Regions from separate parts of the Homo sapiens genome. Here region 1 is linked to region 2. Evidence: read pairs that join two places in POLR2A ChIA-PET (ENCODE). Cell type or tissue: OCI-LY7. All regions are shown on one strand. Each heading gives the region's core, and the rest is flanking DNA. Links, peaks and the distances in the headings are about the cores only. Region 1 holds the start of LOC105370290 (a long non-coding RNA gene). Region 2 has its middle 160 kb from the start of LINC00375.

The links. Peaks named below come from ENCODE experiments on the same cell type or tissue, not always from the same donor. Only the 100,000 strongest peaks of a DNase experiment are listed, where the experiment ranks them.
Region 1: POLR2A ChIA-PET joins it to region 2 with 5 read pairs; 1 of 35 experiments calls an interaction of 5 or more read pairs at or near these places.

The regions. Positions count from the first base shown.
Region 1 is chr13:84,899,448-84,904,848 of GRCh38, reverse strand. LOC105370290 (a long non-coding RNA gene) reads left to right here and starts at 2,418. Exons shown (of 8, transcript XR_007063929.1): 1 at 2,418-2,503. In OCI-LY7, for the core only: a CTCF peak has its summit at 2,005; a DNase peak (open chromatin) is centred at 2,428; H3K4me3 peaks cover 887 bases; H3K27ac peaks cover 1,348 bases.
Region 2 is chr13:84,983,402-84,988,802 of GRCh38, reverse strand. No RefSeq gene overlaps it. Among named protein-coding and RNA genes, the nearest start is that of LINC00375, 160 kb to the left of the region's middle. In OCI-LY7, for the core only: CTCF peaks have their summits at 2,554 and 2,755 (motif pointing right); a DNase peak (open chromatin) is centred at 2,732.

The DNA.
Region 1 (5,401 bases), core at 204-5,203, 84 kb after region 2:
TTGCCTTCACACTGCTCTTGACCCACAATTCTTCTAGGGTTACTCTTGCCACTGTTATTCTATGAACTGGAGATGGATCCTACTGATTCCCCACCATAAATAACGGCCGTGGACGTTTATTTTTTTTGGTTCTAATTCAATGTCTGGGACAGGTGCATGAGATTGGTGGATTCTAGTTTCCAAGCACACACACTAACAGCAAGAGAGACTTGGGAAGCAAGAATCCAAAAATTTCAAACTCTGTTGTTAGAAGTAGGCATTTTGTTATAGTGGAAAAAATGCAAGTCACATTAATTTAATAAGAAGCAAAAAAATAATAGTAAGATGGTTTCAACATCATCAACTTTGGCTGTGCAATATTAGTATAATTATTTGTTCTTTTCTTTATACTTCTAAAATCATACATTTTTTCTAACATAATGCAATTATTTCTTGTACAATCAAATACATGTTAATCTTCCAATCGAAAGGGTTAAAGCAAATTACTATGAATTACCGAAACCAATGTAAGACCATAATCATCCAATCATGCCCATTAAAATCTTGCTTTTGTTAAAATGTTATCTTGATATTATCAACAACATACACCCTTTATTGAAGAAAAAAGAAAATGAAGTGTACAGAAGAGGGAAAGTATTTGCCTAATATAGCTATGCATATGACAGAGCAAGAAAGGAAATATGAGTTAATGCCCATAAGTCTTCATTTTTTAATTGTCAATAGATCGTAGTTGTTTTTTATTACTGCCTTGGTTTGCTAATCACACCACAAGTCCTGTACCACAGCCAACAACTCAGTTGTTAAGTTTTTGCCCTGTGAAGTAATGTATCTATCTATATATCTTCATGAATTTTTATCAGCTTTATTGATATATAATTAACAAATATATATTGTATATATTAAAGATGTACAAGTGATGTTTTGATATATGTATGTATTGTAAAATAATCACCATATTGAAACTCATATATCTATCTCTTCACATGATTACTTTTTGATGAGAACTCTTAAGATTTACTTGCTTAGCAAATTTTAGGCTCACAGTATACAATAATGTTAGTTAAAACCACATTGATATATATTAGATCTCCAGAACTCATTCATCTTGCATAACTGAAATTGTGTACCCTGTGACAAACATCTCCAATCTCTCCCTACCCCGAGCCACTGAAAACCACCATTTTACTCTATGCTGCTATGAGTTTGACTACTGTAGATTCCACATGTATGTGAGATCACACAGTATTTATCTTTCTGTGTGTCTGGCTTATTTCGTCTCACATAATTGCCTCCAGATTTATCTATGTCGTCACAAAAGGCAGGATTTCCTTCTTTGTTAAGGCTAAATATTATTTTGTTACATATCTTGTATAGCACGATTTTTTTAATCCATTTGTCAACAGACATTTAGGTTGTTTCCATATCTTGGCTATTGTCAATTGTGGGGCAATTAGCATGGGGATATAAATATCTCTCTGAGGCACTGATTTTAATTCCTTTGTCTGAATAACCAGAAATAGGTTTGCTGAATCATATGGTATTTCTATTTTTAATTTCTTGAGAAACCTCTCTACTATTTCCATAATGGATGTACTAACTTACTTTCCCACCAACAGTACACAAGCATTTTTTTTTTATCCACATCCTTGTCAACACTTATCTTTTGTCTTTTTGATAATAGACATTCCAACAGGTGTCAGCTGATAATCTCATTGTAGTTTCTTCACTCTTAAGGAATCTGAATTTTTATTGCCTCTGACTGTGTAAGGTGGTTGTGTTTTTTAAAGCTGTACCATTTCACTTACCATCAGAAATATAAACCTAGCACCTTAATGTATACTCTCTAAGAAGCAGACCCAGCCTCTAGAATTCAAGTAAAAGTAGTTGATTTGGAAAATGAAATGATTAAGGAAGTAGGGAATTGATAATAGAATAAACACCTATTAATGACTGTAGTATTAAGACAGCTACCCTAAAGTGCTATTAAGGCTTAATCCACTGGGGAAACACTGAAAGGATGCAAACGCACACTTCTATCAGCCCCATTCATGGGGTCAAGTATCTGTGGTTTTTATACCCTAACTCCTAAGCATCATTGGTGAGGGCTGCTACTGGGTGCTATATTTCCCTGCATATCCTGCCTGCTGCCAAAACTATGTAGGAAACTGATCTTTCCAAAATCCAAGGGAAAGGAGTTTTCAGCTTCAGGGATGTAGATACTGTTGAAAATCACCCAGAGAATATGAAAGGTCTAGGGAAAATGGGCCAGACATTGCCAGGGTGAGCTACATTTTGGGGTTCTCTTGGGCTTAAATTATTTTTCTTCTCCTTGTATTTACTAGTAACAAACACTACAGATTACATCACTGATGACTTCACAAACAGGACATTCATACTGTCACTCAAACTGCTACAACTGCAGCTACAGGAACTGGCTGCAGCTGCCACTGTCGCCTTGTCATCCTTGACTTCTCACATGATTAAATTTTAATTCAAGTCTATGGTAGGTGTGTTTGATTGGTGAAGCCTATATCAAGGATTTTACTGTGTATTAAAGGGCCTAAAAGATAAATATCAGTAGTTTTCACAGTTTAAAATAATATGAAGCAGTCTCTGCTTTACAGTTCAGTGATTCTCCAAAAGTAGGAAGGAAATTCAACTGCAGAGAAACTTAAGTGAATGAAAATTCACGTACAATCATCTTATATAAATTGTTTTTATTTCTTTCTCTCAGGATAACTTTCACAGAGGTAATGGAATTTTTATTACAAGAGAGAAATCTAAGCAATGTACCACAGTCTGAAGGTTAATTAGGTAGTGAGGAATAAACAACGGGCATTCCAAATATTGACTTTCTGTTTCTAAAACTATTACTTGTTCAGGTGGTTAAGTAGATTATGTTATTGGCAACCATCTGCACTTCTCCCTGGATTACACCTTTTGCCATAACCTTAAGGGCCCTTCAAACGTGAACAGTGTGCAGTTTTCTGTTTCTCCACATTAGCCTCAGCCATGCAATATCCTTTGGCCAACAGGATGAAGCAAAAGTGATGATGGGCCAGTTCTAAACATATACTTCAAGGGTCCCTACGTGTTTTCACCTGTGCATAAGTTCCTCTGAAATTGCCGTGAGAGTGAGAACATTCCTAGTAAGTTCATGGGAATGAGGTGTGGATTAGGGACCCTTGAAGCAGAGCCACCCACAGCTGAGCTCAAGCTAGATAAATGAACCATAGCTAGACACAAACAAATATGAGCCCAATTCATACCAGTAGAGATGCACATTATCACAAAATTTAGGTCAACTGACCTCAGTCTGGCTCAAGAGCTAAAACATTATTGTATGTTCCTTATATTTCTATGGGTGATTTTCCACACAGAATTTTGTTTCTATAGCTAATACCTCATGCTACCAAGAAAGGGAATATGAAATCTACAATTCTTCTGATGAATGCCATTGTACATGTTCCCTTCCTCTTTACTCTGCTGTGTGATCTTTTTATTAAGCCAAACTTGTAAATACCTCAGATGGTTAAAGGAGTGTTATTTCCAAGCATCTTGAATATGTGAACAGTGACAAGTCAATAAACAAACAGGTATGTCAATATATTGGCAACTTAAAGGATATACATAGTTTCTTCTTTAGTATGCAATATAGTTTGACTGTGTCCCCACCCAAATCTCATCTTGAATTGTAGCTTCTATAATCCCCACATGTTGTGGGAGGGACCTGGGAAGAGGTAATAAATCATGGGGGCGGGTTTGTCCTGTGCTGTTGTCACAATAGCAAATAAGTCTCACGAGATTTGATGGTTTTATAAAAGGGAGTTCCCCTGCACTGGCTCTCTTGCCTGCCACCATGTAAGATGTGACTTTTTTCCTCATTCACCTTCTGCCATGATTGTGAGGCCTCCCCAGCCATGTGGAACTGTAAGTCAAATAAACCTCTTTCCTTTATAAACTACCTAGCCTCAGGTATCTTTTTATTAGCAGCATGAGAACAGACTAGTTCAGTATGTGAAAAAATAAAAATGGAGAAGCATTTTAAAGAAATATGTGTTTTATAAATAAAGAAAACCATCATTTACCTCATAAACCAGATGATTTTTTTGTCTGCTGATTTTACAAAACTTATCTTCAATAAAAAGAAATGAATTTTACTAGTGTAGCAAAATTAAATTATTTTCTCTGCTGTAGTCCACAGTTTTGTCTTTTGAGACAAAAATGATTTTTTAAAAAAATATATTTGTTTATGTTTCTTGAGTTCCAGAATAAAGTCAGGCAAAACAATCAATAGTATTTAAATCATTATAATATTGCTCTTTAATATAATACACCTTAAAAAGTTGATTTAACACCAGGCTGAGTACAGAGTAGTTACACATAAATGTAACAAGTTAGAAAAAAAAAAAAAGAGAAAGAAATATGAAATCAGAAAGAAGGTCAAATTGACCAAAGAGGGAAAATGTTGGGGCCCAAAGTACTCAAAGGAGAAAAATGGAAGGTTGATTGAGATGAGGAAAAAAGAGATTGCTGTAGAGCAATCTATCACTGAAGAGGTAGACTGAGAAAGAAAAGGAAAAGGTTCTTAGGCAATTGCACAGCATTTGAGTGAGAAATCTATCACTTCCATCTCTCTTTATTTTTATCTTGATCAGTAGGATTTTGAAGTTTATTGTGAGGTGCACAAGTTTTCCTCTTAATAACATCAATGTTCTTATAAGTTCCTAAACAATATTTATATCTGTGCCATTCTTATATATCCATCCTGCTTTAAACGTATATTGTTTAACACATTGTTCAAACATATTCTTCATACTCTAATTTTACTGTAAATTTCCTATTAAAAATCTCTGATATTAGTTTGTTGTGTTTTGTGCTTTTTGTTACCCTTTGTAAAGGAGTAGTAGGACATATTTTTGTAAACTTACCAGTCTTTTTATGTGAGGTGGTGACCCCAAAATATACCACCTCTGAAATATTTAACACCCATTATCCACTATATGACCTCACTGTCTCTCACGGCATTGAAAGCTGACTTTAATGTTCTATAATCTAGAATTGAAATATGATTTGTTTCTTGCATTTAGTCCTTCTTCGTGCTTCTACTCAGTTCTTTTTCTTTCCCTGAAGTAGACTTATAAAGTTTCATTTGTTTACTAACGTGCCCCAAACTACAATCATCTTGTTTGTTCTCAGCTGATTGTCTCATTTTCTATTTTAAAAGTGGGAAACCAAAGTGAACTTGTTTTTCACCTACAAAAATCTTCACCTTCTCACCCATCCTCCCCTCATGTCCATATGGAAGAGGCTGGCGGCTGCTCTCGCACTCAACATCACATTTCCTGTGTTCTCTATCACCTGCGTGCCTCCCACACCTGTGGGATGTTGTATCATTGAA
Region 2 (5,401 bases), core at 169-5,168:
CTCCTGTCAACACTGTTAAAACAAATTGGTTACAGCAAAGAAAGGTGATAGTAGGAAATCTTGGAAATTTAAAACCCATGAAGAAAAGTAATATAATTATAAAAACCATATTATTAAGCAAAATCTTGCAAGTATAAGTTTTTTTTTCTGGAAAAAGCATTTTAAATCAATGAGTATGTATATATATGTATTTAAAAATCTGCGCTACTTTAAGAAATGTCATAATATATTATGATATAATAAAAAGTTGTCTTTAATTAATAAATAGATCTATAAATTTTTGAAAAAGTTGCTTATATTTATTCATGATATATGATAGGAAAATTGAGTATGTGTGTGTATTACTCCATTTACTTGTACATTTATAATTACATTGGCAACATAATTGACACTAAATTATGGCACTAAAATGAGTCTCATTTTCATAATCTTTAAAACAGTAATCTAGTACCAGAAAATATGTTGTAATGATTAAATAAATGCATATAATTTGATTGTTATAATGCTAGTAAACAACATATTTATTTATTTATTTATTTATTTTTTGAGTCAGAGATTCGCTCTTCTTGCCCAGGCTGGAGTGAAATGGCAAAATCTCAGCTCACCACAACCTCCGCCTCCCAGGTTCAAGTGATTGTCCTGCCTTAGCCTCCCGAGTAATGACTAGCTGGAATTACAGGCATGCGCCACCACACCTGACTAATCCTTTTTTGTATTTTTAGTAGAGAGAGGGTTTCTCCCTGTTGGTCAGGCTGGTCTCGAACTCCCGACCTCAGGTGATCCACCCGCCTGGGCCTCCCAAAGTGCTGGGATTACAGGCGTGAGCCACCGAGCCTGGCAATAGCATACATTTAATAATAAAATAAAGTTACTATAAAATACTAACAATAACACTAATATACTAAGTAGAAATTAAAATTACTAAAATAATGATGTGAAAAAATCAATACTCACGTTATTGATGAAGGATTTTTTCAAAACATAGTTCTGGCATTCAAGAATAGGAGTATACTTGTGTTATTTCAGTTAGTTTTCCATGTGGGTTCACATTCAGGTGAAAAATATTGTCCACTTTGTTCATTTAAACAAAAGTATATTACTGTTTTCCTCCTGCTGCATTTGTTATTTCCCTCATATATCAAATTTTGTTTATTGTGTTTACATATGTCAAAAAAATACTAACTTTAATTCACAGGTAGTTTAACTCTATATAAACTGTGTGTACACATGCTAGCTTTTGTAAAAACTCAAATTTTGGTTGTAAGGAAGAGAAAGAGTCAGAAATCAATTGAGACAGTGCTGGAAAACCTTGCTTTCTGTAATGCCGTATTTCATCAGAAATAATCTTCCCTAAAAGTTGTTTCTAACATTCTTACTGCCTTCTAACACATTAATAGATGTATTTTGATATAGTGAGGTGGATTTTGAAAAGCTATCTTAGGCTTTTTTTTTCATTTCTGTTTTTAAGGGGAGAATTAGAGATTATGTAGTAAGTCTGCGTTCAGATATAATGAGGTGAGTTCACTATATCAGAATTTTCAAGGCTAAATCCCATACTTAAGGAAAACTGTTTCACTTTAATTCATTTGAAATGTTGAATCAAAATGTATAATTAAATCTGCTGACCATGAGGGCTGAATGTTGTATGTTTTGGATGCCACTTCTTGAGAACAGTTCTTCACTTTAGGCAGCCATGACTCAATTTGATGACATCTATGTTACCTTCTTTTACACTGTGATGATGAACATTTGAAGGCCTATCGACTTAAAAACTAGCATGAATAAACACAATATAGCTTGACTTTGCAAATTATGACAGAAAGTTTCCCTAAAATTTTGGCATAATATTGTTTAGTTGACATATATAAACGTCAAGAAAATTTGATGTATGCACAAAAACAACCAATAAGCTCAAGAAAAGCATTATTCATTAATATTATCAATTCCAACAATCAGAAGTAAACTATGTACCAATCATGTTATTGGATAAAATGCATATTTTAATGACTGTTTTTAACATTTTCTGACTAAGATTAGAGAGAAAATGTACAAAGTTCATTTGTATGTTTAGGAGTCATGAATTTCAGAAAACTGTTCATACTATTAACGTGAATGGAATTAGAATAAAGTAATTGTTTGTTATCCATGCTTATTTTATAATCAATTGTACATACCTTCCTATGATGTTAATTTTTACAACCTCAGATTGGAGACACTTATAATATATCGGATTATATCTGGGAGACATTTTTTAACCCAGTGGATTTGTGCTAAATATAACAAACAAGTTTATAACTTTGAAGGTCAAAATTAAAACATCCTACTCAAACATATAATACATTATTTTTATATCAGTCAAAATGTACTACTTCCTTTCTAACTCATTTATGCATGAAAATTAATGGAGTCATATTTATGCATTAATAATTGTATAACTAAGTTTGACTTTTAGGCTAAATTTGCTGATATCATTTACAATTGTATTGTATATTCGGATTATTTTATTATAATACACTAAAACAGAATACCTGTCTTGTGCTATTCTAGTAATTGGTAATGGAAAACCACAGTGAAGAGTCTGTATTTCTGTTTAATTTTCCCTCTAAATCTGCTCTCTATGCTTTTATAATCTGCTATATTCCCAGGGAGTCTAACCTGCATGTGTGTTGCCTCAAATGGTTTCCATCTGCTGCTTGGAGATTAAGGCATGAGGAAAGAAAAAGTCTGAAGAAGGAGTTCCACTAGGTGGCTGCCTTCTGTGCTTCTCTAGCTGAGTTGTCTCCCTCTATCAAAAGACATAGCTCTTGTCAGGAATGGTGGCTTTCAGATAAAATTATTCTCGCTGGTGTTCCAGTAAATGTTTCTTCTCCCTGCCCTTTTCTGTGACTAGCGCAGGGTGCTTCAATAGTTCTCTTAACCATCTCTACCAAGCTTAAATAAGTCTTTTTATTAAATTCTCTTCATGTGATTATGTCACCTGTGCCAAAAATTACAGTAATTGATACTGTAGCTCCAGAAACAGATCCTGGCAATGGGATTCTGGGATAAAGTTATTCATATACTTAAGGCAAAGCTGACGATTGGGTAATACATTTCTAATATATATTTCTGCAGACAAGGAATGAAGTGCAGGTCAAAAGCAAGACACTTGTAGATCACTTACTTGTAGATTTTAACAAAAATGATTATAAAGTTTATGGGGACGCTAGACCGCTTCTTATAGATTTAGAGTGGTGGCAGATTGAAAGAACAATTTGGAAGGTTTAAATGCCCAGCAGAGAGCCCAACTGGAAAATCAGAAACCTTTCTGGCAACTTCAGAACAAGTCTCTCATCTCTTAAGTTTTTAAAGAAGAAAGGTTAAGAACTGAGCCCAAAACATGACAATGCAGAATTTCAGTGACACGTAAAGGCATTGATGGAGAAGAAAAGAAACTCAGAATAATATCTGAGGAATTTTGCACAAACATGGATGAGTCTTAGAACTTCAAACCTACAAACGCCTCTCTGCCAGAAAAGGCAGCCACTTACCTCTCAACGGGAGGAACACATCTTCTCTGTTATAAGATCTTTCTAATAACTGCAAAAAAGAGTTGCTTTGCTAAGGGATAATGAATGTCTTCAAGACCCATAAAAGATCACGCCTCATAACCTTCATATACATAATAGTAACTACATTCCACCATAGCTCTGATGGAGAAGCTGGAAGTATTATCCAGGACGAAATAGCTTCACCACACTAAGCATATCACAAGGTGTCACTGATTTGTATGAACAAGGGTCTATAAAGCATGCATGCAAATGAAGTCTGATAATGTCAGAGCAAGCAGGATGAAATACAGGACTTGATTAGCATAAAATATTGATAAGGGTGAACCTACACAGATATATGTTGGCTGGGAGAAATATTAATTGTCTGCTGGGTTGGTTAACAGGATTTAGTGAAGATTCAGTGAATACAAAATGCTGGAATTTCCCTGGCCTACCATATAACAAGGAATCTTAAAGCTCAGGGAGATGAGAATGTTGGAATAAATGTAGTTCATTGTGTGCAACCCATTCAGTTAATCCTTTTTAATTTTTGTCAATATATAATATGTACATATTTATGGGTTATATGTGATATTTGGGTACATGCATACAATGTGTAATGATCAAATCAGGGTATTTTGAATATCTGTAACCTCAAACATTTATTATTTCTTTGTATTAGGTAAATTGCAAATCTTCTTTTCTAGCTATTTTGAAATACATAATCTATCATTGTTAACTATAGTCATCCTAATGCACTACTGAACACTAGGACTTATTCCTTTTGTCAAACTGTATGTTTGTGCCCAGTAATCTATTTCTCTTCATCCTTCCCACTTTCCCAGCCACTGGCAACTACCATTCTACTTTCTATATCCATATGATTAACGTTTTTTACCACTCATATGTGAATGAGAACATGTGATACTTGTTTTTCTGTGCCTGGCTTATTTCATTTAACATAATGACCTCCAATTCTATCTATGTTGCTGCAAATGACAGGATTTTACTTTTTTATGGCAGATTGGTATTCCATTGTGTATATATGCCATTCTTTTAAAATCCCTTCATCCATTGATGGACACTTGTGTAGATTCCATATCATGGCTGTTTTTTTCCATTAGAGCCTAAGTATGTTAATTCTAGTTGTTTTAAATTTCTCATCTAAAAATTCCCCAATCTCTGTCATATCTGAGTTTCATTCCAATGCTTGTTCTTTCCCTTTATACTGTGTTTTAAATTTTTTTTCAAGTTGGGAAAAGATGTCTTTTAGTATGCTTTGTAATATTTTGTTGAAAGCTGGACATGGCATACTTAGTAAAAAAGACCTGATGTAAACAGGCCTTGAGACTAGAGTTTTATATTTATCTGGCTAAGAGTTAGGAGATATTTCCTGTTAGCTATAGCTGTAGGTCTCAGACACTTAAATTTTTTTTGGTGTTTTTTGTTTTAATCTACTCTGTTGACCTTAGTTTTACATGGAAACAATTTCTTGGATAAGGTCTGGGACATGTGTTTCTTTTTGTTACTATCCACTCTTACTACACAGGAGCCCTACTGATGTGGAGATAAGGTATGGGATGGAGGAGAAATATTTTATAGTTCTATTCATTTTCAGTCTTGTATTGAGATTCAGTTCTTGGCTATTATCTTTTCCAAAGCTTCCTATGGTTCCTTACACCCCCCGTCCCCCGTGTTATACAGAAAGGCTAGAAAAACCTGGATTTTGGTATTTTAATTTCCTCTCATGGAAAGCTAGAGGGGGCTAGAGTTGGGTATTTCTCTTCCTCAGGTTACATAGGCTCTAGAAAAATAGATTATGTTGGGGAAAGGCCTTGTTAAGGAGAACAGAATGCTTTGGATGTATTTCA